7 separate regions of the Homo sapiens genome follow, and all the other regions are linked to region 1. The links are chromatin loops, found by intact Hi-C in ENCODE. Cell type or tissue: PC-9. All regions are shown on one strand.

Evidence for each region. Hi-C counts contacts between places; a loop is a spot of excess contacts. Peaks named below come from ENCODE experiments on the same cell type or tissue, not always from the same donor. Only the 100,000 strongest peaks of a DNase experiment are listed, where the experiment ranks them.
Region 2: it touches region 1 in a loop (12-fold over the local background); 60 of 110 quality-filtered maps call a loop at or near these places.
Region 3: it touches region 1 in a loop (7-fold over the local background); 12 of 110 quality-filtered maps call a loop at or near these places.
Region 4: a loop joins it to region 1, with 17 times the contacts of the local background. A loop is called at or near these places in 2 of 110 quality-filtered maps.
Region 5: it touches region 1 in a loop (20-fold over the local background); 2 of 110 quality-filtered maps call a loop at or near these places.
Region 6: it touches region 1 in a loop (5-fold over the local background); 4 of 110 quality-filtered maps call a loop at or near these places.
Region 7: a loop joins it to region 1, with 5 times the contacts of the local background. A loop is called at or near these places in 16 of 110 quality-filtered maps.

The regions. Positions count from the first base shown.
Region 1 is chr11:33,828,130-33,832,129 of GRCh38, reverse strand. No RefSeq gene overlaps it. Among named protein-coding and RNA genes, the nearest start is that of LINC02721, 7.8 kb to the right of the region's middle. RefSeq lists a silencer at 2,344-2,433. In PC-9, a CTCF peak has its summit at 2,432; DNase peaks (open chromatin) are centred at 669 and 2,429; H3K4me3 peaks cover 748 bases; H3K27ac peaks cover 1,367 bases.
Region 2 is chr11:33,360,717-33,364,716 of GRCh38, reverse strand. No RefSeq gene overlaps it. Among named protein-coding and RNA genes, the nearest start is that of KIAA1549L, 13 kb to the left of the region's middle. In PC-9, CTCF peaks have their summits at 1,976 and 2,179 (motif pointing left); a DNase peak (open chromatin) is centred at 2,176.
Region 3 is chr11:33,690,011-33,694,010 of GRCh38, reverse strand. No RefSeq gene overlaps it. Among named protein-coding and RNA genes, the nearest start is that of C11orf91, 8.8 kb to the left of the region's middle. RefSeq lists an enhancer at 2,685-3,884. In PC-9, a CTCF peak has its summit at 2,190; DNase peaks (open chromatin) are centred at 1,690, 2,740 and 3,440; H3K4me3 peaks cover 1,917 bases; H3K27ac peaks cover 4,000 bases.
Region 4 is chr11:32,310,488-32,314,487 of GRCh38, reverse strand. No RefSeq gene overlaps it. Among named protein-coding and RNA genes, the nearest start is that of WT1-AS, 120 kb to the left of the region's middle. In PC-9, CTCF peaks have their summits at 1,294 and 1,503; DNase peaks (open chromatin) are centred at 1,347 and 1,917; H3K4me3 peaks cover 948 bases; H3K27ac peaks cover 2,118 bases.
Region 5 is chr11:32,711,736-32,715,735 of GRCh38, reverse strand. The region is part of intron 3 of CCDC73 (coiled-coil domain containing 73); the gene reads left to right. Among named protein-coding and RNA genes, the nearest start is that of CCDC73, 81 kb to the left of the region's middle. In PC-9, CTCF peaks have their summits at 1,848 and 2,047 (motif pointing left); no DNase peak of the experiment used is centred here.
Region 6 is chr11:34,491,002-34,495,001 of GRCh38, reverse strand. ELF5 (E74 like ETS transcription factor 5) reads left to right here. Exons shown (of 7, transcript NM_001422.4): 3 at 1,290-1,523. Among named protein-coding and RNA genes, the nearest start is that of ELF5, 21 kb to the left of the region's middle. In PC-9, CTCF peaks have their summits at 1,782 and 1,985 (motif pointing right); no DNase peak of the experiment used is centred here.
Region 7 is chr11:33,714,665-33,718,664 of GRCh38, reverse strand. It overlaps CD59 (CD59 molecule (CD59 blood group)), which reads left to right. Exons shown (of 4, transcript NM_000611.6): 3 at 1,194-1,295. Among named protein-coding and RNA genes, the nearest start is that of C11orf91, 16 kb to the right of the region's middle. In PC-9, a CTCF peak has its summit at 2,246 (motif pointing left); a DNase peak (open chromatin) is centred at 2,214; H3K27ac peaks cover 796 bases.

The DNA.
Region 1 (4,000 bases):
TATATAATTTGATTTTTTTTTTTTTGAGACAGAGTCTTGCCCTGTCACCCAGGCGGGAGTGCAGTGGTGCGATCTCTGCTCACTGCACCCTCTGCCTCCCAAGTTCAAGAGATTCTCCTGTCTCAGCCTCCTGAGTAGTTGGGATTACAGGTATGCACCACTATGCCTGGCTAATTTTTGTATTTTTAGTAAAGATGGGGTTTTTCCACGTTCGCCAGGCTGGTTTCAAACTCCTGACCTCAGGTGATCCACCTGCCTCGGCCTCCCAAAGGGCTGGGATTATAGGCGTGAGCCACAGCACCCAGCCTAATTTGATTTTTTAAAAACCCAAATATAAGCTTCATATTTATTTCTGCAAAATTCCGTCTACTGGATTACACAGTGTCAATTACAGCCTAACTTTCAGTTGAAAAGCTAGAATCTTCAGAGATTCCCCCAGGGGCCATGGAGGATGGGCTGTTGAGGGTCCCTGATTTCCTCTGCTCTTCCAGAGAAGAGCCACCTGCTAGTCTTCTCCCTCTGAGAGAGAGATTAGGCTTCCATGGCAGTGGAGAAGGTAGAGGGGGCACGAGAGATAACTTCCTGAACACCTCTGCCTCTAACTTCCTACATTGTCCTCTCTGATCCTCATACAGCCAGGAGTGGTGAGTCAAGCAGGTGCTATTGTGCCTGATTCACAAGTGAAGTTACTGAGTTATAACGAGGTGAAGGGTCAAGTTCTAGGCACTTCTCCAACTGTAATGTACATGAGGATCACCTGGGGATCTTGTTAAAATGCACATTCTGATTCAGTGGGTTGGGTGTGGGGCCTAAGATTCTGTATTACTAAGAAGCTCTTGGGTGATGCTGGAGACCACGAGCCTCTCGGTGAAACAGCAGGTGAGATGCTTTAGGGCCAGTTCTCTGGATAGAGGTGGGAGTCGCAATCACATTGCCCCTAGCTCCTCCTGCCACTAAATTTGGCCACTTCTATTTGGAAGTTGGGAGAGGATTATCCTATTGCAGTACTGTGTCTAGAGGGGAAGGTGACTCATGTCCCCTGCTCCTTCCCCAGGCAGAACTCAGAGTTCTTTGTGTCTTGTCTGCTCCTTGCCTGAGCTTTTTGGCTATTTCTTTTTCTAAACTTGAATAAAATACAACAGCAAGAAAATAGCAATGACTCCTGTTGGAGTCCAGTATAGCTGAGATCACCTGATTTTAAGTCGGGCTCAGGTGAGGCAACTTGTTATAATGGAAAGCTTTTAGCTTCCAGAGTTAGACACCTGGGTCCAAATCCTGGTTCTGCCCCTTACAAAATATAAATAGAAGGAAAATGTACTTAAATTTCTTGGCTGGGTGCGGTGGCTCATGCCTGTAAGCCCAGCACATTGGGAGGCTGAGGCTGGTGGATCATTTGAGGCCAGGAGTTCATGACCAGCCTGTCCAACATGGCAAAACACTGTCTCTACTAAAAATACAAAAATTAGCCAGGCGTGGTGGTGCATGCCTGTAGTCCCAGCCACTCGGGAGACTGAGGTATGAGAACACTTGAGCCTGGTGGGTGGAAGTTGCAGTGACCTGAGATCGCACCACTGCACTCCAGCCTGGGTGACAGAGCGAGAATTTGTCTCTAAATAAATAAATAAATGAATAATAAATTGGCCTCAGCTAAAGTGGCAGACTTCCATCCTGACCCTTACTCTGCCCAATAACCCCACTGGAGGGCAGCCCATTTCAGGTTACCCTGCAACATCACCAGAATTCTCAGAATGCTCAGTCTGCAATTCCAAGTTATTCCAAAGCTAAGTCAGTCTGATGTTCTGGGAAGAGAAGCTGAAAGCCCAGCACTTAGGGGAAGTTTGGCCTCCAGGGCATCCCTACAGGTTGTACTCACTGATGGGTGGCATGGTGTGGGGGATGATGGGAACTCAGTTGGGTCTGAGGACAGAACCTCCCTATCCCTTGATGTTAAGTTAGCCAGAGCACACCACCACCAGCCCACATATGATGCTAAACCTCCTTTCCCAGGCAGCCCACACCAACTTCTTCCAGGAGTCGATGTTTCCTATGGAAAATGGATTAAATAAGAATCTCCTTGAATTCATCAGACAGCCCTGAACTCTGATGTCCTGTTGGTCCTGATCTTGACTCCACCTCTCTCCTTGAGGGAACTGGTGTTCTATGGCTAGGACAGACTCGAATCTGAGACTGGGCACATCTGGGGCTCCAATCCACATGAAGTGAGAGAATAACCGGATAAAAAGTGAGTATAAATTGCCATGTCCAAAACAAAATCAAAGCCAGGCTTTCTGGAGTGGAAAGTGCAGAAGAAACTTGTAAAGGGGAGGCCAAACCTAGAGCTGACCCTCATATTCGTGGATTTGCCTTTGTGTTTTCTCATTGGTTTTCCTGCCACCACCATTTTGGCCACACAGGGGCACTGCTTACCCTTGCTATTCTCTTAACTCCTTCTAAGGAGTCTGCCTCAAGACTGAAAAGTTCGAATAGGACCTTAGCAAATGCCAAGATGACATGTAAACTCAAAGCAACATGGGTTATAAGCATGGCCATGAAGATGCCGAGATCATAGGGTCCAGAGCTCCCCAGTTAACCCAGTTGCGCCGCTGAAAGGGGCAGAACTCAATTCCTCTTGGTGGAACTCGGGAACAAGAAGGGAAATGAATGCGGAGAAAACCAGGATCCAGGTAATCTGATTTCCAAAGGGCCGTTCTATCGCTGCGGCTTGGGGTTCCGCCCAGGTGTCCGCGGGTCCAGGTGTGGGGGCCGCCCCCTCCCCCCGCCTTGGGAGGCGCTGGGACCTGGCTCCGGGACCGCCTGCCGCGCTGACAGGGACGGGCAGCTTTCGAAGCCTGGCTCTTTGGAGGCTCGGTGTGGGGAGTCCCTGGCTGCGGCCCTGGGCTGCAGGGTCACCGCGAGCCGAGCTGGGGCGCCGAGGGGGAGGCACCGACGCCCCGCTTTCGGGACATCGCCGGCCACTTCGTCCCGCGCGAAGGCGAGGAAAGGAGGAGGGACAGGAGGGCGCAGTGGAGGCAGTGACGAGGGGCCTGGCTTGATGCCTTTGTGGGGACCCGGGGAGAGGGGTGGTGATATTAGGTGATGCCCGGGGTACGGGGACCCAAGCCCGGGCCCAAAATTCTCCTCCGCCCCGCTGCGGGGCTCCAGGCTGGCTTTTGAGGCGCCTCCCGGGGACCTCGCGGGATCCCAGGGCCGGGTTTCGTCCAGCGGCTGCTCAGGAATGGGGTCCTCCAACTCGGAGAGGAGAACAAGATCCAGCCAGCCCCGCAGAACAGCAAGGGAGGCCCCTTCCCAAATGCAACGCAGAGAGGGCTTGTTCTCTGCACGGAGACTGATCATGGATTTGACGCTATCTTAAAATGAACATATTACCTACACTAATCAGAAGACCATGTTTTACTTGGCTACATTTACCCAGTAAGAGCCGTACAGTTTAGTTGAAAGATAGTAGCATATGTAGCTAATAGTCCAGGATTCGGGTTTTAGCACCTTTTCTTATAACATATGTGCAGTTTAAGTCTGCGAGCCTTGTTTTGACAATGATGATGAGGAGGATTAATAATAGTTATTAATAATAGTATATAGCAGCTCCTTTTATTGAGCACTTTCTGTGGACCAAGCTCTGTGTTAAGCATTTTACAAACACTAATTTTTTCACTGAACTCTTAAAATTTCCCTGTAAGATTTATTCAGGGACTTTTAGCTTTAAAAAAAAAAAAAGTCATCTTTTCATCATGCAATATATATCATACACCATTATATATGCATATATACATATATTTGGTTGGTATTTCATGATGATTGTGGAAACCCCACAACTTAGAGCTCAGCTTCCCATTGTCTCACTTGGGGAGGCAGCAAGTTGCAACAGAAAGAACTTTAGAGTCAGACAGACCCAGTCAGTCAGCCCCTCTGAGATTGTTTCAACACCTATAAAGCATGTTGAATGTGGCTCCAATGTGAATTGGGGAACTTTCAAAAAATT
Region 2 (4,000 bases), 470 kb after region 1:
AACATACGTCTTTGTTGTTTCCTTTTGGTCTTAAATGTAAAAGAAAACAATAACAAACACTGACATCAAAAGTATACTTGTTGATCAATACCATGAGCAACTTCTTGGCTAAATCAGGTAGTAATCAAGCATTTATTCATAGCCTGATTTTGTCAAATCATGGTAGAATTATAACCTTAAGTTGGAAGAATTATAACCTTAGGCTGGCTGTAAGTATATAAATAGATATACTGTACTATACTATACTATACTATACTATACTATACTATACTATATGTCTATCTATATACTCTTAGTATGTCTACAGCCAACTTAAGGTTTTACTTAAGTCTATACTTATAAGTATACTTATATGTCTGGTAAAACTCAACAAAAGCATTCTATGAGAACCAGTTGGCCATATGGAATTTATAATAAAGACTGTTGTATACTTTATTATCATTTATAAATTATGTGCTACCATTCTTTATATTCATGTAATTTATAACAAATTTATATAAATACATATGAATACCCCCTTACCCACCCAGCTAGTTGGTGAACATTTGCCAGCACTGCATTTTAGAGAATGTAATTAGGTGGGACTTTCACAGCTGTAGAGTCAAACAGGGACTGGAATTTCACCATTGCTTCTTTCTGTGTTATCTTTGTTTTGTTTTGATTTGCTTTGTTTTGTTTTGTTTGGAGTCTCACTCTGTCGCTCAGGCTGGAGTGCAGTGGCACGATCTCGGCTTACTGCAACCTCCACCTCCCAGGTTCAAGTGATTCTCCTGCCTCAGCCTCCCAAGTAGCTGGGATTACAGGCACGTGCCACTATGCCCAGCTGATTTTTTGTGTTTTTTAGTAGGGACGAAGTTTCACCATGTTGGTCAAGCTGGTCTCGAACTCCTGACCTCAGGTGATCCACCTGCCTCGGCTTCCCAAATTGCAGTGCTAGGATTACAGGCATGAGACACATCGCCCGGCCTCTTTCTGTGTTATCTTAAGTAAACTACTGAGCTTCTCTAAGCCTTTTCTTTTTCTGCAAAATAAAAAAAATAAAGAAGGATTTGTCACAAGAAGGGGTTGTTGTGAGAATAAGCCACATAAAAGGCTCTGGTACAATGTAGGTGTTGAATGTCTGTTACTCTTTTCCTCTTATCTTTTCCTTCCACTTCCAGCTGCCAAATCCTCTAAGTTTTATTTCCTTTGCTGGAGATAAAATGATCTACACGTTTTCGTACTACATCGCAGGTCTACCTGACAGCAGAGAAACGAATGGATGAATGGATGTCTTCCTTTGATTCCTTGATAAACCAGTCAGTCTAAGTAGTAATTTAAGAATTCATGGACGGTTGAAATCCTTTCTCACTTTTTCAAAATATATAAAAATTAGAAACAGAGCCGGCCGGGCACTGTGGCTCACGCCTGTAATCCCAGCACTTTGGGAGGCTGAGACGGGCGGATCAAGAGGTCAGGAGATCGAGACCACCCTGGCTAACACGGTGAAACCCCGTCTCTACTAAAAATACAAAAAAATTAGCCGGGCGTGGTGGCGGGCGCCTGTAGTCCCAGCTACTCGGGAGGCTGAGGCAGGAGAATGGCATGAACCCAGGAGGCGGAGGTTGCAGTGAGCCGAGATCACACCACTGCACTCCAGCCTGGGCGACAGAGCGAGATTCCGTCTCAAAGAAAAAAGAAAAAAGAAAAAAAGGAAAGGAAGGAAGGAAGGAAGACGAAAGAAAGAAAGAAAGAAAGAAAGAAAGAAAGAAAGAAAGAAAGAAAGAAAGAAAAAGAAAGAAAGAAAGAAAGAAAGAAAGAAAGAAAGAAAGAAAGGAAGGAAGGAAAGAGAGAGAGAGAGAGAAAGAAAGAAAGAAAAAGAAAGAAAGAAAGAAAAAGAAAAACTGAGCCAAGTGTGGTGGCTTATGCCTGTAATCCCAGCAATTTGGGAGGCCGAAGTGGGAGGATCACTTGAGCCCATGAGTTTGAGGCTACAGTGAGCTATGATTATGCCACTGCCCTCCAACCTAAGTGACAGAGAGACAGAAACATCGTCTCTAACAATAAAAATTACAAAATTAGACACTCCGACATAGCCTACACTGCTCATATTTCTGCTTTGCTATTTTCTTTAAAGTTATTATGAGACCAAACTTAAAAAAAAATTTATTAGGAAACTTCCCCCCCTGCTGGCCATAATACAACATAGCAATACTATATTGAACGGCATTACTAAACGTCAAACTGAAAATAAACTCAAAATAACTAATCTTGCAAACTGCCTACCCACAGACCAGCTCTGGCCTGAAGACAACTTGTGTTTGGTATACACCATGTCTAAAATAATTTTTTTAAAAAACTTTTGAATTAGTTGCCAATATCTGACATGCATATTTCTGTGTTTTCTCCAAAAAGTAGACATTGGTGCACATTTGGTCTGCCATCCTACTTGTGTTTCCTGATTACTTTGGGTGGGGCTTTGACTCTCCACTCGGCCAGTCCCCACTCAGTCTGCTTCATCTACTTATGGCATCTGCCCAGCCCTTGCTGCTTTTAAGTTTGCAACCCCAGGCTCTCTCAATTTGCCAATGAGTACACTGAAGCCCAAACTTGCTCAAAATCATACTACCTATAGTAGCAGCAAAGCAGATAATGAAATATGGGCCTCCTAAATTGCATTCAACAGATGTTTATTGATTTCATTCATCTATTTAACAAATGTTTTAGTGCTGACTGTGGCCAGGTACATAGCAAATGTCAAAGAAACAGAGTCTGCAGGATTAAAATGGCCTTTGTCTTTAGAGCTTACAGTTAGTGCAAAGAGCAGGTGGGCAAGGCAAGAAATATAATGAAAGTGATGAAACAAGGGATAAGGGAACTGTGGCGATGCTGCAGCACAGTTCCTGCTCTCACCTCAGCACCTGGTTCAAGTTCATCATCATCATTGAGAATACAAATATTACCAAGATTTTCTAAATAATGTCCTCAAACCCTAGGGCCCACATTGATTCAACATTCACTGGGCACAAGTGCTAAATACTAGAGAAAGAGTAGTAAATGCTGCATTTACTACATTACTTCTCCCAAGCATGCCCTCTAAAATAGTCACTCATTCATCTCCCTGTTCATCCTGCCTTCGGAATTACCATCTGCAATCAGTGTGCTAGGCTAAGAGGGACTCAAGATCAGTAAGATCCATGGAGTGTGCAGTAGTTGCTGGGCAAGCCACATCTCTGCAAAAATAGGAATCAGACATACCCTTAAGTAATGGAGACATGGGATTAAAGCTAAACTAAGAGAAGAGCAAAAACGAATCATGACACCACGATTAAACACCCATGACATCCATGACTGGGAAGTAGTACAAGACAAAGGGATTAGTTTTGTGCCTGACCTGTAAAAATTACTCTGAGTTCTTTGAAACCTGGGCTTTTTGTTGAAATGGCTGATTTCAGATCTGAGGCAGAAAAGGTACAAGGTGAGCCCAAGACATTCTTTTGGGCCAGAAAGCAAGGGAACATTCAGACAAATGTGGTGATGTCAAAAAGATTCAGGGGTCTTGAAGATAATTGGTCACTTTAACCTACTGAATAAAGCAAAATCCATGAACCCATAGTGATGACAGAAAAACAGAGAGCGAGAGAGCTTGTGTACAGGGAGAAAGCCTGTTTTTACAGAAAGATGCCAGGTCATGAATGTATTTAAGAGAAGGAATCATAGAGTTGAAAATCACTATTTTTGCAATCCCCAGTGTAATAGATTCAGACAGCAATCATTAATGGATGCTAAAAACACCGAGTAAAATGTTATTGATACTTTCAAAGTATCACCCCACCAATGACAGTGGAGAGATTTGCCAGTCATCACTCTTTAACTGTCATCCCTGATAGTGAACAACCTGACGTGACACAATGACGCAACTCCTATAATTACCTTTGCACATGAACACCGAATTAAGGCATTAGAACCAGCCTCTACTTTACAGAAAATAGAGATGAGCCAATTAGGACAAATGAACAAT
Region 3 (4,000 bases), 140 kb after region 1:
TTTAAAAAGCAATGTAATAAAAGTCATCAACACTTACTGGCAGTTTGTAGGTATCACATATTATATTAGGTTTTTTACATGGACCATCTCACTCCATCCTTATAATGACCTTTCGAGGTGGGGACTGCTGTCCTCATTTTACAGGTGACTAACATGGAGGCACAAAGAGGTAAAGTAATGTGAGTCTGGTATTGCAGCTAGTAAATAGGAGAGGTAGAATTCAAACTCAGGGCTGACTCCAGAGCTTGTGTTCTGGTCCGCTGGGCCCACAAAGCCTCCTGTGAGCATAATGAACAGAGCAGTGTGGGGAGTACAGAGGGAGGTCCACCAGGTTCCTGCAGGAAATGCGTGGAACACCCAAATTGGCTAATTTGAAGAGCGTTTAATAAAGGGATTATGCTATAAACTGAATGTTTGTGTCCTTCCAAAATTCATATGTTGAAACCTAATCCCCTGTGCAATAGTATTAGGAGGTGGGATGTTTGAGAGGTGATTAGGTTATGAGGGTGGAGGGTGGAATGAGATTAGTGCCTTTATAAAAGAGGCCCAGCAAGCTTATTCACCACTCCTACCTTCTATGAACTAGGAAGCTGGCTCTTACCAGCCACCGAATCTGCTGGCATATTGATCTCGGACTTCCCAGCATCCAGAACTATGAGAAATTTCTATTGTTTAGACACCACCCCGTCTATGGTATTTTGTTATATCAGTCTGAATGGACTAAGACAGAGTGTTTACAAAGGTGCAGGCAGGGAATGCGGATTATCACCCACCGAGCTGTTGCTAACCCTAGGCGGGTAGGTGTGAGAGGAGGGAGTGGTTGCCAGAACCTGAGAACAGACAGGGCTGTGTGGAAAGGGTCCTTCATAAGTGTGACCCTTGTCTAGGGCCACAGGTAGCCCACAGTGACCCTGCTGAGGGGGAGCCCCTGCAGGGAGGGAGCCCCTGCAAGAGACAGATGGGGAGCACAGTGAGGTCAGGTCTTCCAATACATGTAAATACTGGTAGGGGGTGGTTTTGGTGTTGGCTAGGTTGCTTCCCACAACTTGGCAAGAGAGAATGGGGTTGATAGTTTGGTAGTATTACAGCCAAGGTCCCAGAAATGCCCACACTCAGGCCTGCCACCTCCCCAGTCACCCCATGGCTTGGACTAACTTTGGGCACAGGTCCTGTTACCGTCGGTTGGTGGGATGTAATTGTCATGTAATTGACAGCCCCTCAGAACAAAATGAAACAAAAGAGGCTGTTCCTCAAAGAAAAGGGCGCTTGGCAGAGGAAAGCAATAGAGAGCTTGATTGAGAGAACACCACATGCAAGGAATAATAGATAAATGCAGTGGTGTGCCGGAGCCAGTTTCTATGGGCTCACGAGAACTAATTGCCAAATTTTCAGGAATGTTATGAGCTGGTTATTAAATACAACCATTATTAAAAATTTAACCATATCAACTTTTAATTAAATCATATTTAAGACGAAGGTAACAAATATTCACAATTCATCACTTCCTAATTATTTTGCTACAGTTCTCTATCATCTGTACTCCTGAGCTCATTTATGCCTGTTGTGTCTGTGTGGTCGAAATACTACATAATGGTGTGCTAATGTGCATATCTTCTGAATGATGTCATGTGGGGTTTTTTTAAACTGGCCACGGGGAGTGTATTTACAACAAGGAAATTGGCAAATGTACAAATCAGGGTTGGCTCCCTCGGACCTCCACTGAGAAGAGCTGGTTGAAAAGAGTTTACCAGCACGCCACCAGCGACATGAAAAACAAAAGCCCCGCTTTATTTGTGGCTGAGCTAGAAGGAAAGCTGTTTTGGAGCATTCAAAGCTGGGATGATGGTATAAATGAAGCTCGCTGCTTCCTCTGGCTTGATTTGCCCACTCAGTGCCAGACAGGAAAGAGGCAGACAAGAGCCTGATTCACCCGTCCGTGGAGGCAGGCTTGTCCTGGGTCTGACTATTGCATGAACTCAGGGAAGAAGGAAAGCCCAACGTGCTGACTTTATTTTTTCTTTTTAATGCTTTTTAGAGACAGAGTCTTGTTCTGTCGCCCAGGCTGGAGTGCAGTGGTGTGATCTTAGCTCATTGCAGTCTCGAACTCCTGGGCTCAAGTGATCTTCCCACCTCAGCCTCCCAAGTCTTTGGCTAATTTTTAAATTCTTTTGTAGAGGTGGGGGTCTCACTTTGTCTCACCACCAGGCTGGTTTTGTACTTCTGGGCTCAAGCAATCCTCCTGCCTTGACGTCCCAAAGCACTAGGATTACAGGTGTGAGCCACTGCACCTGGCCCCCATGTCCTGACCTTTAAGATGTAGTAAACCTATCCACTGGGAAAGTGGGGTCAAAGGAATTGTCCTGGACTCTGGCCAGTCAGATCAATTAGCGATCTTTACTTTCAAGAAACTAGGGTAGAGGGAAAGCTGAGGTAGAGGCCTGTAGATGGAGGCTGAAGGCCTTCTGCAGTGCTGACTGTTTGGGCAAGATGAAGCATGAAACCTGATAGAACAGATAACCAGCTCTTTATATCATGATCCTTTCATCATAAGCTTATTACTCCTGAGAGAAATATAGACTTCAAGTGTGATGGGAAGACCTCCTGCTACCTTATCCAAGTCACCTGTGCCCACCCTCTGTGCCAAAGCGGTCAGGCAGGGTTCAGTGGAAGTCAGCTGGGAACAGAAGGAAGAGACATTTAATTACTGCTTTACGGCTTTTGTTCTCACTGGAGGTAAATACCTTGTTGGTGCCTCAGGGAATATTGGCCTTTTCCTTTGAACTCTGTCCTGATTCTGACATTAACCAGATCTGCGACCTTGGGAAAGTTACCCAGCCTCTCACAGCCTCTTTCCACATCAGGCAAATGGAGACGCTGCTTTCACAGGATGGGGGCTGGGAGTGGGGACAACAACAAAAAATGACAGATGTGAAACTGCCCCAAACTGGGAATCATTTTAATATTATTTTCCTGTTTGTGTAGTACACAGCCCTCATTGTTGAGTCACTGGTGCTGGAAGTGGTGGTGGCCACGAGATGTGAGCTGGAGGGAGGCCCAGTCCACAGGGAGGGAGAAGCATTCAATGCGCAGGCCCTGGAGCTCAGCCCCATAAGCAGCGACAAAGGGGGTGAATATGGCTGGGAAGCAGTTTGGGGAAGAGGGGTTTGTTTTCTAGAGGGAGCCAACCACATTCCTCCCAGGCAGTATCACATGGCCCACACCCAACAGACAAGGCCAAGGGCATGGCCTCTCTGTAGGCAGTCCCCAAAAGGAAGGGTGGATGGTCACCACCCAATCCTGTCATTCTGTCCACACCAGCGCATGAGCATATCCGAGAACATATCTGTGCCGAGCTGCCATGAAAGTGACTAAATAGTAATAACTTGCATTTGTCAGACTTCCCACCTAGCAGAAGTTTTGTGATTCATGAGGACATCCTGTTTCTGAGTAAGGAATCTTATCGTGATTTCCTTAAACTGTTGACATAGTGGTTAATGCATGCCTGACATGGAAAAGGATGCTGATTTGCTTCTGAATCATGAAGTTTTGCTGATTTGTTTCTGAATCATGAAACTTTGCTGTCTTGCCCGTAGACATTTTAGCCTGTAGGTTGTCATCTGTAGCCAGTGACTAATCTCTCTATTATACCTTCCAATAACAAAAAGACAACTCTTTGTATGAAGAGTCCTCCTCCCCTCTTCTAAACCTTCCCATAAAAGCTTTCTAACTTGTAACAGACTCTAGGACACTCCCAGCTTTGTTGGTGTGTCTTCCTGGGTCGATCCTCACATTTGGCTTCCAATAAACATTTATCAAGTTATTTCTGGTGAAACAGCTGTAATTTCAATCGACAATAGGAATCCAGAAAATCTATGATGCAAAGCTGAAGTATCACCTATTCCAGGTGCTCTTTGGTTTTGGGGGGAAACAGGCCACTCAAACTGACTTACTTGAGTAAAGAGAGTGACTGGCAATGGGCTTCTTGGATCACAAGCAATAG
Region 4 (4,000 bases), 1.5 Mb after region 1:
GCAGACTGAAAAGTAACCGGCACTCAGGGCTTTACAAAGACTACCTCATTATCTCAGTCCAGCCTCTTAGTGATTCATCAGAGACTTAATCCTACTCTCTCCTTTTAACAGGTTAGGAAACAGGCTTAGAGCAGTTCATCAGAGGCTGCCTGGATGAACTTTTTTTTTTTGAGACGGAGTCTCGCTCTGTCGCCCAGGCTGGAGTGCAGTGGCGCCATCTTGGCTCATTGCAACCTCCACCTCCCAGATTCAAGCGATTCTCCTGCCTCAGCCTCCCAAGTAGCTGGGACTACAGGTGCCTGCCACCATGCCCGGCTAATTTTTGTATTTTTAGTAGAGACGGGGTTTCACCATATTGGTCAGGCTGGTCTTGAACTCCTGATCTCATTATCTGCCTGCCTTGGCCTCCCAAAGTGCTAGGATTACAGGCGTGAGCCACTGTGTCTGGCCTCGATGAACATTTTAATCATAGGTGGCCTAAAACTCTAACTCCAAGTTTAAAAGAAAGGAGAAAATTCCCATTGCCCCTTCCCACACCCTTAGCTGAGATCAGATTTCTCTCTGCTAGACACGCTGGGAGGACTTGGGTTAATGAGGACCCTTACTGCAGGGATGGGTGATGGTTGGTAATTAGCAATGGCCCTGGAGGTCAAGGTCCCCAGGCAGGGCCAGGGACAGTGAAAGGACTCAGGGCCCCAGGAACACACTCCCTAATTTTCCAGCATGAGAATGCTCTTAGAGGCCAGAGGGATTAGGTTTTGTGGGAGCCAAAGGAGGCAGCCCAGGACTGATGCCGAGGGGCCCACTCAGATTTCTCCCAGCCACATTTTCTCTGCACCACTGCAGCCGCCAGGATGCTGCCTGCAACCGTGACTCTGGCGGCTGCAGGCCAACAGCCCTACAGATGACAGAGGACACTGGGAGTTCTAAATGCGGGCCACACAGGAGGGATGCTTTTGCCACGGAGTTGATGGTCCTGATTTCCTGTCCTTTCTCACCCAACATTTTTATATGCAGATGAACCACAGTAAAAGGAACATCAGGGGTGTGGAGAAGGTGGGAAAGATTGCAGGAGAAGCAGCCTCAGGTATGTGAAGGGAGTGAGCCCTGTCTACCTAGGGGAAGCCCCTCCCCAGGGGCGGGTGCTGGGGCTGATTCCATGTCTCATAGCCTCTGCTTCTCTTGATCCCTTTCTGCATGGAGGACCCCACTCTGGGCTGCCCTTTGTCAGGCAGTGATTGTGCCCCTGGCTGCCATAGCCTTGGTTTCCTTCGCCTAAGAGGATGACAGAGTTCTTGGCTGTTGCGCTTTATGTGGACGTTGGCCTAGGGGATACAGTCACCGTCTTTCTTGTGATGACTCCTGGTGGTGGCTGCGATGACTCCTGGGCTGGTTGAGCAATTTTTAATTTCAAAACATCACAAAGCTCTGCCCTCTAGTGGTTCTTTGGGAAACATTCATATTCCCTGTGCGGGGTGCGGGTAGGAAGAGAACTTTTAATGCAAACTGGGTTGAAACAGAACAGCCAGAGAGCAGGATGACTTAGAGAGAGCTGAATCCTGTGTTCGTGAATCCGTGAATTCACAGCCGAACATCCCTTTCTGTCTCAATCGCCTCTTCCTGGCCATTGATAAGCTTGAGAACTGTCCGGTCCAATTTAGACTATTTTAATTAAAAAAATGAAACAACACATCCCTAAAAACAAAATTCAGTTTGGATTCCTTGCTTTTGCTCAGTGCAGTGCCTCTAAAGCCCTTTAACTTGTAACTGTTGTTTGTTCACATTACTGATAACACAGTTGATTCATGGATTGCATCAACCTGCCTCTTTATTTTCCTTATGAAACATCCCTTCGGCATTCCTCATCCCTTATAAAAGTATTCCTACTTTCTCGCTTGTTGATAAGAAAACGCCTTTAGTAACATACCCACCTCAATATTTGACTTTTTCCATTTCTTCAAAGTGAAGACAGATCTTAATTTAATATGGCAAGATGAACTGTGTGCTCCCTTCCTCAAGTTTTTAACTTTACCCTTAAGTTGACTCTTGCCTACTCAGTGACCTCGCACCCTAATTTTTCCGTTTACTTCCTGTACTGCATTTGAAGTGCCTATAAATCACATCTTAGGTCAACCCTTTCCTTAACATGAATAATATTTGTATTCTCGCTGTGCAATACAATTTTACAACAATGCCAATTAATTTTTTTGGCAGCCCAGACTTTCATTCTTTTTTTTCCTCTTCTTTTTCTTTTTCAAAGCCCTATTACATTGCAAGCCTGTCTTTTAGTGTTTGCAGTGATGGCTGCTTTGAAGCACAAACTTTGCATTTTTCGAGGCATATCTGGAAAATGTCACATGTGATGTTCTAGGTGGGCTGACCCAGTTTGCTGTGGGTTCACCCAGTTTGCTGTGGGTTCAGAGCAGAACTGGGCCCAGTCAGGGGCCGGGATGTGGCAGCAGAACCAGAAGGAGGGATTGGTGAGACAGAGACCATGCTAACTAGATTCTCAGCTGCTACTTGGGTTGGCCACTAACAGACTTACTGCCCCCTCGCCCCACCCCACCACATAGGACCCTCCTTTAATTAAAATAACACACTTTGATGATCTTGTATTCATTGGTTTGTTTCCAGAAGCTATCAAGTTGCATGTTGAAAAGCCAGTGAGGCAGAAAGAAGATCCACTGACTTCATCTCCCAAGCCAGGAGGGAGGGGAAATTCAGCATTTGGCATCGACAGGGTAAAAACAGATAGATTTTTTATTTCAATCATATCCTCTGAGAGTTTAGCTTCTTATGATAAGCTCTGGCCAGTTCCGATCATACCATTCTTTCCCCTTGTGAAAAATCATTCAACTGTAGTTTGTATGCATCATTTGCTGGTGTCCTTGTGAGCTCTGTGTGTGTTGAATGTTCTCAGTTGGAGGCCTTGGAATTCCACTTATTTGTGTCCTTACATGTCACAAAATTCATCCAGCACTTGCCTGGGCAGTCAGCATTATTCACAAGTTTATGGGAGCTCATAACTTCAAAGCATCGTACCACTCATGAAATGGTGAGGGTGTGGCCCAATTTGCTTTTTGGGTAGGTGTAGGAGAATGACTGAAGGAAGTCCCTGCAGTCAGATGGCTTCCCGGTGTGGCCATGGGCACGTTACATATCCTTTCTAAGCCTTGTTTTTTGTTTTTGTTTTTTTTTTACATCTGCAAAATGGGAATAAGAACAACATAGGGTGAGGATTAAATGAGGTGAGGTAATCCTAGCACTTTGGGAGGCTGAAGTGGGCAGATCACGAGGTCAGGAGTTCAAGACCAGCCCGGCCAATATGGTGAAACCCTGTCTCTATTAAAAATACAAAAATTAGTTGGACGTGGTGGTGGGTGCCTGTAATCCCAGCTACTTGGGAAGCTGAGGCAGGAGAATCACTTGAACCTGGGAGGCAGAGGTTGCAGTGCGCTGAGATTGCACCATCGCACTCCAAACTGGCGACAGAGCAAGACTCCGTCTAAAAATAGAAAAAAAATAAATAGAAATGGATACTAAGCTTGGACCCCTAATTCATATGTATTAGTTCGGTGACTCTGGAAACTCCATATAACCACCTGTGCTCCCCCTTGGGGTTATTGTAAGGCTTATAGAAGATATAGGATGTGCCATGCTTGGCACATAGAACTCTTTAACCAATGTTGGCTGATTCCAGGTCTCCAGCCTTCCCAAGATGACCTACTGGGTATTGGCTCCAGTAGGCATTTCAGCTGTAGTTTACTTGATGTGACTCAGACGTAAAGAAAAGGAGATCCCTTAGATCAACAGCCTCCAAGTTAAAAACAACAATTTAACGCTTCCTTTCAGACACTTCAAAAAGCCAGGCACCTTTGGCTCCATTATTTAAAATATTAAGTTAACTGAAACAAAAATTGCTGTTCTGTTAAAATTAAATGAATGCACATATTGTTATGAAACAATGAATTAAAGTTTCTCCTAATCATTCCCTTGTAGA
Region 5 (4,000 bases), 1.1 Mb after region 1:
GAACAAAAAACTAAGTTGTGTTGACACAGGTATTCTCAGTTCTTACTCTGAATATCTCTGTTATATTGATGCAGGTGGTTTTAGTTCTCAGTCCCCTTTTGCTTCTTCAACCTGAGCTGGAAAATAAAATAAACTATTATTATTTAGGATGTGATCAATCAAGATTTATGCTGCTTGATGAAGAGTCATGATGGCATGTAGGTGGTTTCTGGTGGTGTGTGTGTGTGTGTGTGTGTGCGTGTGTATCAGTTTTTCCTTTTGTTGGATCATAATTTGTTGGATCACTTTATAGGACAGTGGCTATGCAACAGTACTTAAGATTCCAGAAGTTACACTTCTGAACACACCAACGTGGAAAAACACTAAAGAAAAGTTTGTTATCAGAACTTGTAGATCACTTTAAAGCCAGCAGCTAGGAATACCTATATTAAACCAAGAGAACAGAGGCCATCCCCAAATCAAAAATTTCCATTAGTAATTGGACTCACACCATAGAGTGGCCAAGAATGTAGGGAGCAATATTAAGGATAAGGACCTTTGAAACCATCATGGTTAATAAATAATATGTTTTTACTCACTTAAGGGGCTGGATTAAGAAAGGGGAAAGAAAGTACCTCAGAAAATAAAGAACAAAAGCCTGCAAATAAAAGCATTGCAATCTTTAGCTCTGATTATCTAGGTAGGGTGTTAGCAAGCTTTTTTTGTAAAGAGCCACGTAGTAAATATTTCAGACTTTGTGGACAGTATGGTCTCTGTCACAACCATTCAACTTTGTTATAGTGTAAAAGCAGCCATGGACAGTACTTACATGAATCAGTGTGTCTATGTTCCTATAAAATGTTATGGACACTAAGATTTATATTTTATACAATATTCAGGTGATTTGAAATGTTATTTTTTTATTTTTCTTTTTAACCCATTAAAAATATAAAAACCATTCCTGGCTCACAGGCCATATAAAAACAGACTCTGTAGGTCTTGGGTAGAGGCTGTCTTGATCCATACCTCTTGAATGGTAGCTGTTTCTTTCTGAATATGTCTGCTTCTGAAGCTTTCTCAAGACTCCTTAGATTTAAATTTCTTGATGGAATGGCATTCCATGTATTAGTGAAACCTAGTGTCTGTTCATCTGGGAGACATGAATTCAAGGATCTATTCCCCAGGGGTTAGCTACTGTGCTGGCAGTTCTTGGTAGGATTATTTCCAACATGGTTTCAGGATATTTGTTTTTTCTTTCTGAGGTCATTTCTAGAAGACATTACCTCTGAGCTTTTGGTCATATAGAAGAAAAGCAACTGTTATCTGTTTGTGATAAGACTCTGAAACAGATTACATTAGTCCCTTGGAGTGTTTTGCCACATTTGTCTGAAGTAAAGAAATGTCCAAAATCAGGGGAGAAGTAGCCAACTTCATAGGGCAAACTCTTAACAAGTTTATATGGTAAAAGCCAATGAATATAGGGGAGTATGGACTTCATGGTGTTATGAGTTAGAGGTAACCTTCTTGGTCATGGAAGTTTAAGAGTGTCAGATACAGTGTGCCATTAGTCCTCTCTACTTTTCTTCAAGTTTGAGGATGATGGGGGCAATGAATTTCTAAATAAATGACAAGGTTTTGCAAAGTTCTGTAATGACAGTCCCAGTAAAATGAGTAACCCTGTCCCTGGAGATAGATCCTCAGGTTGGAAACACAAAATCAAGTAATTTGTTTTTCTACTCACAGAACTGTAGCTCTCTGGCAAGAAGTTTTAGTTCATCCTGAAAAGATGGAAGCAATGATGAACATACTCAGAACCTGTTCTAGGGGTTAATTTTAGGAAATCCATTTGAAAGTGTTTATAGGGACCCTAAGGCTTGGATTTACAAGGATAACAGTTTTACCAAGACAGTGCTAATGACAGCTGTACACCAGAGACATCCTCAGCAATTTTAGTAAAATTTCACCACCAATGCTGATTGAATATAATGTTCAGTTTGTCCTTGCTCTGAGGGGTAATTTCCTATAAAATTTTTACAAAGTTCCATTGAGGTCCTCTGGTGCCACCAAGTGTCTGTCCTGAAAGTGTCCTGAAAGAGATTTTCTTTTTGTAATTTATTATCACATTTTTTCTTCAGACTCTGGAGCCAGTTGTAGGCATTCCAAAATAGGCTTTTTAAACTTCTTCAAAGATTTGGCTTTTTGGATATCATGGGGGCCGGGACTGTATGTCATAAAGATTAGCTAGGGTATTTCCTCTAGCCTTAACGTTATCCCTTTCAGTGTGGCTTTATGATAACCATCCCCTAAGGAAGCATTAGAACACTTAAAATGGTTGACTACTTGAAATTGGGATTCCTACTGAGATCGGAAACCATAATTATTTTTACAGTATTCCAAAATCATGGACAACACCAAAGGCATAGCTGCTATTAATGTTAACTCTCTAATGTCTTGGCAACTGGCAAGCTTTGCTGAATAGAATAAGTTCTGTCATCTGGGCTGGTTTAACCTCTGGTAAGGAGTCATGATTTAGGGGTCAGTTGAGACTGTTGCAATATATCCTGCCTGATATTTTTTCCATTTCACTTTCAAAAAATGACCTATCAACAAACAAGATTACATGTAAATTTAATCCGGGGGGAGTTTCTAATAAATCTGTCTGAAGCACAGTTATTGCTTAGACAGAGACTGAGTCGTCATGGATTTTCCTTTCTTTGGGTAATGGAAAAACAATACCAGGCTTTTTGTTAAACTTGTCTATGAGTAACACTTATTAGAAATAGAGATCAAAGAGATATACTTTATATAGGAAGTTATTGATTATCAAAATATTTCTTGAAAGAAAGTTTGGTAGGTGCTCTGTTCAATCCCCATCTCTTTACTACATTAGTATATTTTTTCATTAAGATATAAAAGCATTTTAACCTGTTTCTATTCAAGCATTTATATATGCTATATATAAAATGAAGTGTATATATACATATTTATAATGAATAACATAAAAAGTAAATTAGTATATACATGTACATATATGTAAGCTTAGGTAAGATTATATGACAGACTTATTGGCAATTTTAGGGGGCAATTGTCAAATAGTATTATTGTATAGTTTGTGCAAATTAAAAATTAAAGAGAAATAAGCAATGAGTTTTTCTTTTTCAGTTTTCATGCCTCTTATTTTTTATTTAGATCTTTATTTTAATTGAAAAATAAATATTGTATATATGGGCTACAATGTGATGTTTTGATACACCTGTGTATGTATATGTTGTGGAATGGTTATATCAAACTAATTAACATATCCATCACTTCAATGCTTATTTTTTTATAGTGAGAATATTTAAAATCTACTTTTACCAATTTTGAAATATACATTATTATTAACTATGCTTACTACATGCTGTGCAGTAGATCTCAAACTTATTCTTTCCATCTAACTGGAACTTTGTACCCTTGATCAACATCTCCCTTCCCTCCACCCCAGGCCTCCACCTCCCTAGCTTCTTGTAACCACTATTCTACTCTCAACTTGTATAAGTTTGACTTTTTTAGGTCCCATATATAAGTGAGATCATGTGGTATTTGTCTTCCTGTTAGTAGACTTTCAGGTATTATAGCACTGGGTGGAAATGTGTGGGGGAGAAAGTAATAAAAGTTCATAGGAGGTGAACCTGCTTGCTGAGAAATGTGTTTTTAGTAAATAACAAGGATTGCGCAGCATGAGGTATCATGAAGTCTAAATAAATCCTTAAACCACATTAGTAGAAGCCTCTACTAGTTTGACAGCTGCTAATACTGCCCTTGATAAGGAGCTGGCTTTTGCCACTAGGTCTAAGGGAAGACTGTAATAAACAATTAGACCCTGATGACTCCCATGGTGTTCTGTTAGAGCATTAAGGGCTTGTCTACACTGCTGAGGTACAAATAGGTAGAAAGCTTTATGACAATCGGAAGACCCAGAAAGGGGCGCTGTTAAAGTTTTTGTTTTTGTTTTTTTCAATAGGTTTTTAGGGAGCAGGTA
Region 6 (4,000 bases), 660 kb before region 1:
AACCTGTCCACCATGAATCCTTAACATACAACGTGTGGCTGCACACATAGTAGATATTCAATAATAATGTTTGTAATAGCATTTAAATCCTCCAGGCTCTGTTCCAGGTACTTTTATGTATATTAAGTCATTTAATCTGCAGAACAGCACTATGATACAGGTGCTGTAATTATTCCAATTTTACCAGTAAGGAAACTAAAGCTTTTATTTATTGAATGAAATGAATAAATGAATGAATGTTTTCCATGGCAGATACAATAATTGTTTATGTCAAAGAGCCTGACCAAGTACCTAATACAGCACCTCTTCCATACCTTATGTCCACCCCACTTTCCATTTCTCCTAAGAACAGAAGGACAGAACTGTTGAACACCAAATCTCTACCCCTGGGCCAGGCAAAGCCACATGCCAGCCTCCCAGACAGATGGCACTCACAACTGTCTAGGCATGTACACGACTCCTCTAAAGGAGTGGGGGCTCTGATCTCAGGATAGAAATTACTCTGAACACCACCAAAAACACAAGAACAACAATACAACCAACTCTCCCATGACCACCTTCCTCTGGAGGTGCCTACTATGGTGACGCAAGGACTGTCAGACTCTGGGCAATGTCTAATAACCCAAGGTTCTTGGCACAAGATTGCCAGTAACTGTGCAGAAACAAATAGCCAGCATTGGGCAGCTGCCCTTTAAAGCATAGGGAATCAAAACCAGCTTCAAATGGTTTCTGACACACGGTAGGCATTTAGTAACTATTGAATTGGTTGGTAAGTTTCTGTGTGCCATTCTACATACATTAACCCCAAACTCCATAATAGTCCTGGGCATTGAGCATATTATCCCCATTTTACAGATGAGGAAACTGAGACTTCAATGTCCACAGACCTTGCCAAGCGGAAAGTGGTAGAATCAGAATTTCAACCCAGCTTGTCAAACAGCTGAGTTTGTGCTTTTGATATCATGTTATCTGGAATCAAATAACTGAAGGGCTGTTTTCTTTCTTTCTCCACTAAATGCCTTTTTTTTTGAGCATCAGCACCAAGACTGGTTCTTTCTTGCCCCTGTCATTCCCTCTATGATGCCAAAGTTCATCTGTAGGATCCAGTCCCTCTGGTTTTCTCTGCAGAATAGAAGGTGACCTGGGCTCTGCAGAACACCCAGGGCTGGAGGCCCTTTCAACTTATTGGCTGAGGAATGAGGATGTTACTTAACTGATGCATCCTTCAGGGGCCCTCTCGAAGGCTGTCTTGGGACTGTTGTCCCTCACTTCTTTCTCCTTTGGTGCAGCCTGTGACTCATACTGGACATCAGTCCACCCTGAATACTGGACTAAGCGCCATGTGTGGGAGTGGCTCCAGTTCTGCTGCGACCAGTACAAGTTGGACACCAATTGCATCTCCTTCTGCAACTTCAACATCAGTGGCCTGCAGCTGTGCAGCATGACACAGGAGGAGTTCGTCGAGGCAGCTGGCCTCTGCGGCGAGTACCTGTACTTCATCCTCCAGAACATCCGCACACAAGGTCAGTGTTCAGAGGGCCAGACCTCCAGGGGAGGGACCAGGATTAGGACCAAACAACTTTGAGAAGTCCTTTCCCATCGTGTGAATTGCACAGCAAAATTTTACTAACTGGAGTTCTCGTTAATCCAAACCTTCAATAACTGGAAGCTAGTATGCCAGAATTGGGGATTTTAGGGAAAAGGGAGCGAGTTACAAAAATGCAAATTGAGTGCATTTAAAAAAAGAGAAAGAAAAACGGACACCACGTTCAGGGACTGCCCAGGCACCAGGCTGATAATAATACAGTATATTCATAATGATTTGAAACCACACAGGATGGACAAAAAAGAGGTTTGTGCTTCATCTCTCATTAAGCAGAAGAGGAATAAAATTAAATAGACTACCTTCCCTTTTCTACAGGAGTCCAACTAATTATCATTTCATCACATTCCTAATGGTCAAGGATCAAGTGGCCAGAAGGTGGCGCCAATAGCATTATTTAACTCTTCAACAGGCCTTTTGCATGCAGAATGTCGATGAACATTTTTTCAATCCAGAAAGGTTCTTTGAGAACATCGAGCTCTAATGTCTCAAAGTCACACATAGATAAAGGAACTGATATCCTGAGACATTAAGTGACTTCCTCAAGGTCACACAGCAAACAGGGCTGATTCACAGAAAGTCAGTACAAAGCAAGGGCTTGGAGATCCGAAAGACCTGTGTTCCAACCCTGGCTCCAATACTCCGAGCTACGGAACCTCTGGCGAGTGGCTTAAGCTGTCTGAATCCCCACTGCCTCATCTGTCCAATGGGATAATGACACCTCCATGGGCTTTTTGAGAGGATTCAGGGAAATATTACCTAGAACAGCATATGAAGATGGAAATGCAGTAAATGGCAGCTGTTTTTCCATCATCATTAATATAATCAAGAGGCATATTATAGGATGTTAAAGGAAGCCTATCTCAGCTCAGTTTTAAGAAGGATCTTTTTAAAGGTTAGTACCTTCTTTTGAAAAGGTAATTCAGAAGATACAGGAGATAGGACGATCCCCACCACTGGAGATAATCAAGTAGTCTAATAGCCCCCTGCTTGAAGAGGAGGATATGACAGCGCCTCTTGTTTGCACAGAAAAACCACAGAGGACCCTCCTGCTCTGTGATTCTTTGGCCTCCTCTTGATCCTCATCCATCATGAGCGCTTGAAGGCAGAAAAGCTAAGAATGGTGGCCCTTGGGCACTACATGGCTGGGGCCCTGGGAGCCAAAACTCCAGTGACAATGACCTGCCAAGAGCTGGGATCTGTGTCCTGTGCTCAGAGTGGGCACTCCCTGAAAGAGGACAAGTTTGACCAAGTCACAACGGCTCCAGAAGAAGGAGCTTGGGACTCCATTTAGGATCCTCCCAAGGGAACAGGCTCGCACAAAAATCCTAGGGCCACAGAGAGGGGTGTATTTTATTCTGGAAAAAGATGCAGTTTGGCAATGCCAGCTTGGCCAAATGTCAAGTCAACCTCATTTGTCTCCATGCTCTTGTGCAGCCCCTGTGCTGGCATCTCCCACCACAAGCACCTCTCTTCCCTGGCAATGGTTGCATCAAAAAACAAACAAACAAAAAAAACCTGTTGGCCAGGCACAGTTGCTCAGGCCTGTAATCCCAATACTTTGGGAGGCTGAGGCAGGCAGATCATCTAAGGTCAGGAATTCGAGACAAGCCTGGCCAACATGGTGAAACCCCGTCTCTACTAAAAATACAAAATTAGACAGGCATGGTGGTGCGTGCCTATAATCCCAGTTACTCAGGAGGCTGAGGCATGAGAATCACTTGAACCCAGGAGGTGGAGGTTGCAAGTGAGCCGAGATTGCACCATTGCACTCCAGCCTGGGCAAAAAGAGCAAAATCCTGAAAAAAAAAAAAAAAACAAACCTGTCCCTGGTTTTATTACCCCAGGGCCCTGTGCAAAACTAATAGGCTAAACCTAAAAAAGCCAACTGCTTTTTAATAGGTCATACATTACCTCTTCTTATTGTAAGGAATTCCTGCAATCACAATGCCACCTTTAATGGTGGGATTTCAAGCACTCTCTAGGCCAGGAGTGTTCCATATTGAGCAGTAAAACTATCTACTCCACCAATCTACTCCATTCTGAAATTCCTCTTTTAATGTTTCTCAATCAGATATGTGGATTGTAGATTGTGGAGATATATATATTGTGATCAAAGTTCACACTGTCTCCCATTTGCCCAGGAGACATCGTTTCTGCCTGTGATCCTAGAGTAATTATTATTACCATAGCACTACCTTTCATCCTCAAAAGTGTCTCCATTTAGATCATAAATTCTACAGTTGACTGGGGGTTATTACCTCATGTATGCCTTATACTACCCCATAGGTTTTGACTCTGGCAGAACAGGACACAGAATAAGGCAGTTTTATGGAGGAGAGGAGCTGGAAGGGGGTTGTAAGGCCTCAGCACCATCCAGCTCGGTAGGTATTGCAG
Region 7 (4,000 bases), 110 kb after region 1:
CTGGTACCCAGCTGTCCTATGCCCATGGGTTTAAAGTGCACAGCTGTTGTCTTGTCTTTGACAGTGTGTACTCCTGGCATTCGGTCAGTCCCTTAGAAGGGGGTAGTTCAGTAATGATACCCTGTCCCAGAGGTTACCAAACTTTTTCTGTACAGGACCAGATAGCAATTTTTTTTTTTTTTTAAACAGAGTTTTGCTCTGTCACCCAAGCTGGAGTGCAGTGGTGCAATTGTGGCTCACTGCAACCTCTGCCTCCTGGGTTCAAGCGATTCTCCTGCCTCAGCCTCCCAAGTAGCTGGGATTATAGGTGTGCACCACCATGCCTGGCTAATTTTTTTATTTTTAGTAGAGATGGGGTTTCGCTATGTTGGCCAGGCTGGTGTCAAACTCCTGACCTCAGGTGATCCACCCTCCTCGGCTTCCCTAAGTGCTGGGATTACAGGCGTGAGCCACTGCGCCTGGCCCAGATAGTAAATATTTTAAGCTTTGCAGACCAAGAGGCAAAATCAAGGGTATTATGAGACTTACCTCAATAATAAGAAACAAAATTTTCACAGATTTTTTTATTGACAAAATTCATAACATAATTATTGAGTCCAGCATAATAATACACATCTACTAATGAGGGGAATAGAATTCTTTTTAGGGGGATAACCATTTGCTTAATTGGGGTTCAAAATTAGTGTTCCCTCGCATCAAATCAATTGCAGATGTTCATCTATTAATACTAATCTGTGATGACATTTTACATATTTCATTTTGAAAATGTATTTTCACGCAGATAGGTATTGCCAGACATTGATCATCAACCCACGAGGATGTGATTTAATTGGGCATATTCATTGCTTGGAAGACACTTATAGAATTCTGTTTGTTTCTCGGTAATTTCTTCTTAACACATCATTACATTGCAGACTAATCTCCTTCCAGTTGCAGGTTAGGAGGAAGCTTCTCAATTGCACAGTTAGATGGATATTCAAATGTGGATATTTCCTTTGTGCTTGCATCAGGGTCCAAAAAATGTTGCTGGAACTGTAGTTTGAATTTGGAAAGATATAACTGCTATACATTTGTGCGGGAGTGGAAGTATACCACAAGTTGCTGACTTTGGGCCCATATTAATGGAGATGGTGGGCTGCCAGGGGACAAGTCAGTGCTGCTTTAAGAGATCCTGACTTTCTTCCTGATTCTAGGTCATAGCCTGCAGTGCTACAACTGTCCTAACCCAACTGCTGACTGCAAAACAGCCGTCAATTGTTCATCTGATTTTGATGCGTGTCTCATTACCAAAGCTGGTAAGAGCCTCCCCTGTCTGTCTCCTAAATGTAATGGGGTAATAAGTGCCTGGGAAAAAAATTGTGCCACTGTAATCCTCATTAGGCTTGCATCAAGTAATAGCTACCATTTATTAGCGTCAGGTGTGTATTGGGCTAAGCACTTTCTTCATACATTTTAAATTTAATGTTTTGCACTTCTAAGGGTGATCTTTTATTTCCATTTGATAAATGTGGAAATGGAGGTTCAGATTAAGCAAGAAATTATGGTTAAGTAACCGACTCAGGAATTGAACATGGAAGTCCATCTGATTCCAAAGCTTGTGCTCTTTTACAGCAGCCCTGTGCTGCCTCCCAGACCTTGGAGAACCTACTGTGTGCCCAGCAGAGGGTTAGGAGCTAGGGATGCAAAGATAAAGAAAGGACACATACAATTAAAATTATGACAAAGGCCTGTTTGGCTGTCCTAAATGTCATTATATATGCCTCTGTCTCATTCCATGGGGTATCTGGTATATTCAGAGTCCTGAGGAGACTCAAGCTGAGCTCAAAGGACACGTAGGAGGTAAGAGGGCTAAGAAGGGAAGGGTGTGCCTGGGAGGGGCAACAGCAGGTGCCAGGGCTCGGTAGCCTCAGAGCAAGGTGCTCATGAATTTGGGGATGGGCAATGCTAACATGCACAAGTCCTGTCCAGTCTGCATTTTCCAAATTTGTTAGACTACAGAATATTCACCTCCATCACCCTGTTAAAATAGAGTTTAGGAAGTGGTAGACAGAGGAAAGAAACCAGCAAAGACATGCCCTCTGTTCTTGCTGGGGTGTGGTTCTGGATAGAATCGATGTGTGCAAATGATGCCAGCGAGGAATGGCAGTTTCAGAATGTTCTTAGTGTCCAAGGTAAAACCCTCAGGCTTAGATTTCTAAGAGATTAATAATAAAAACACTCCACAAGGTTATTTGTACTCTTAGACCTTCTACACCAGCTCCCCCCAGTGTCAACATCAAGAAATGGTGAACATGTCAGGTAAACTCAGAAAAGCCTTGGGACACCCACATGTTCAGAAAAACCTGAGATAAAGATGATTAACTTCCCCAGAAAGGAGAAATCCCTCAATAACTAAAGACAAATTATAGTTACCCTGTCTAAAAAAACAGGGGCATCTGATAATTTTGATATATTTAGCTGGATTTGATAAATTTGATATAGTTTAGCTGGATTGCAGCTAAAACTCCAAACCTTCCATTCAGAGCTCTTGATTCTGTAGGGCACCAGTCCCTCTGCCCCCACTGGAAGACCATATTCATTCACTGTTAATGTAGGAAGCGTAGTAAGGCCCCTAGCGAGAACATGGTCATTATGTACGAGCACAGAAGACTTGGCTCTTTAGCTTGATCAACTGTGTCTCTTGGACTCCTCACTACTAAGTATAATTAAACTAAGTATAGTTTCCAAATGAGACGATAAGGGCAATTACTATGTGTTGAATGAATATTACAGCAGCAATTAGAGCTCTGACTTCTGTCCTGCCACCAGCTAGCTCTCTCCACCTCTGTTTTTCATTTATGAAATGTATGTGTTGGACAGCAGAGGTAGGGAGGAGAGGAAAGGAGGTCAAAGCCAAGATCTTTTTCCAGCTCTTAAATCCCAAAATTTCTTATAAATGGTTAATGTAAACAAAAATGAGACACACCTATTAAAATGGCCAAACTCCAAAACTCTGACAACTCCAGATGCTGGTGAGGATGTGGAACAATGGGAACTTTGTTTTTCTGGTTTTTTTTTTCTTTTTTGAGACAAGGTCTTGCTCTGTCACCTAGGCTAGAGGGCAGTGGTGCAATCTTGGCTCACTGCAACCTCTGCCTCCAGGGTTCAAGTGATTCTCATGCCTCAGCCTCCTGAGTAATTGGGATTACAGGCATAAGCCACCATGCCCAGCTAATTTTTGTATTTTTAGTAGAGACGGGGTTTCACTATTTTGCCCAGGCTCATCTCAAACTCCTGGCCTCAAGTGATCTGCCTGCCTCGGCCTCCCAAAGTGCTGGGATTACAGGCGTGAGCTACCACGCCCAGCAGCAGTGGGAACTTTGATTCATTCCTAGTGGGAATGCAAACCAGTATAGCTACTGTGGATGACAGTTTGGTAGTTTATTACAAAACTAAAATATAACACAATATATAATACTTGATATTTTGATAATTATATACAGTATATAATATTTTATAATAAATGTGTTACTGGTTTGTGTATTTACTATATTTTTTATCATGTTAGCATGTAGTCCTTCTACTTACTAAAAAAATTAACTATAAAACAGCCTCTCGGGAGGCTGAGGCAGAAGAATTGCTTGAACCCAGGAGGCAGAGGTTGCAGTGAGCCAAGGTCGTGCCATTGTACTCTAGCCTGGGTGACAGAACAAGACTCTGTCTCTACAAAAGAAAAAAAAAAAAAAAAACAGCCTCAGCAGGCAGGTCCTTCAGGAGGTATTCCAGAAGAAGGCATTGCTCTCCTAGGACAGGACAGCCCCATGAGTATTCTTACCCCTAAGACCTTCCAGTGGGACAAGATGAAGAGGTGGAAAACAGTGATACTGATGATCCAGACCCTATGTAGGACTAGGCTAATGTGTGTGCTTGTGTCTTCATTTTTAACAAAAACAAGAAAAGTTTTTAAAAATTTTTTTAAATAAAAAAGCTTATAAAATAAGAATAGAAAGAAAATATTTTT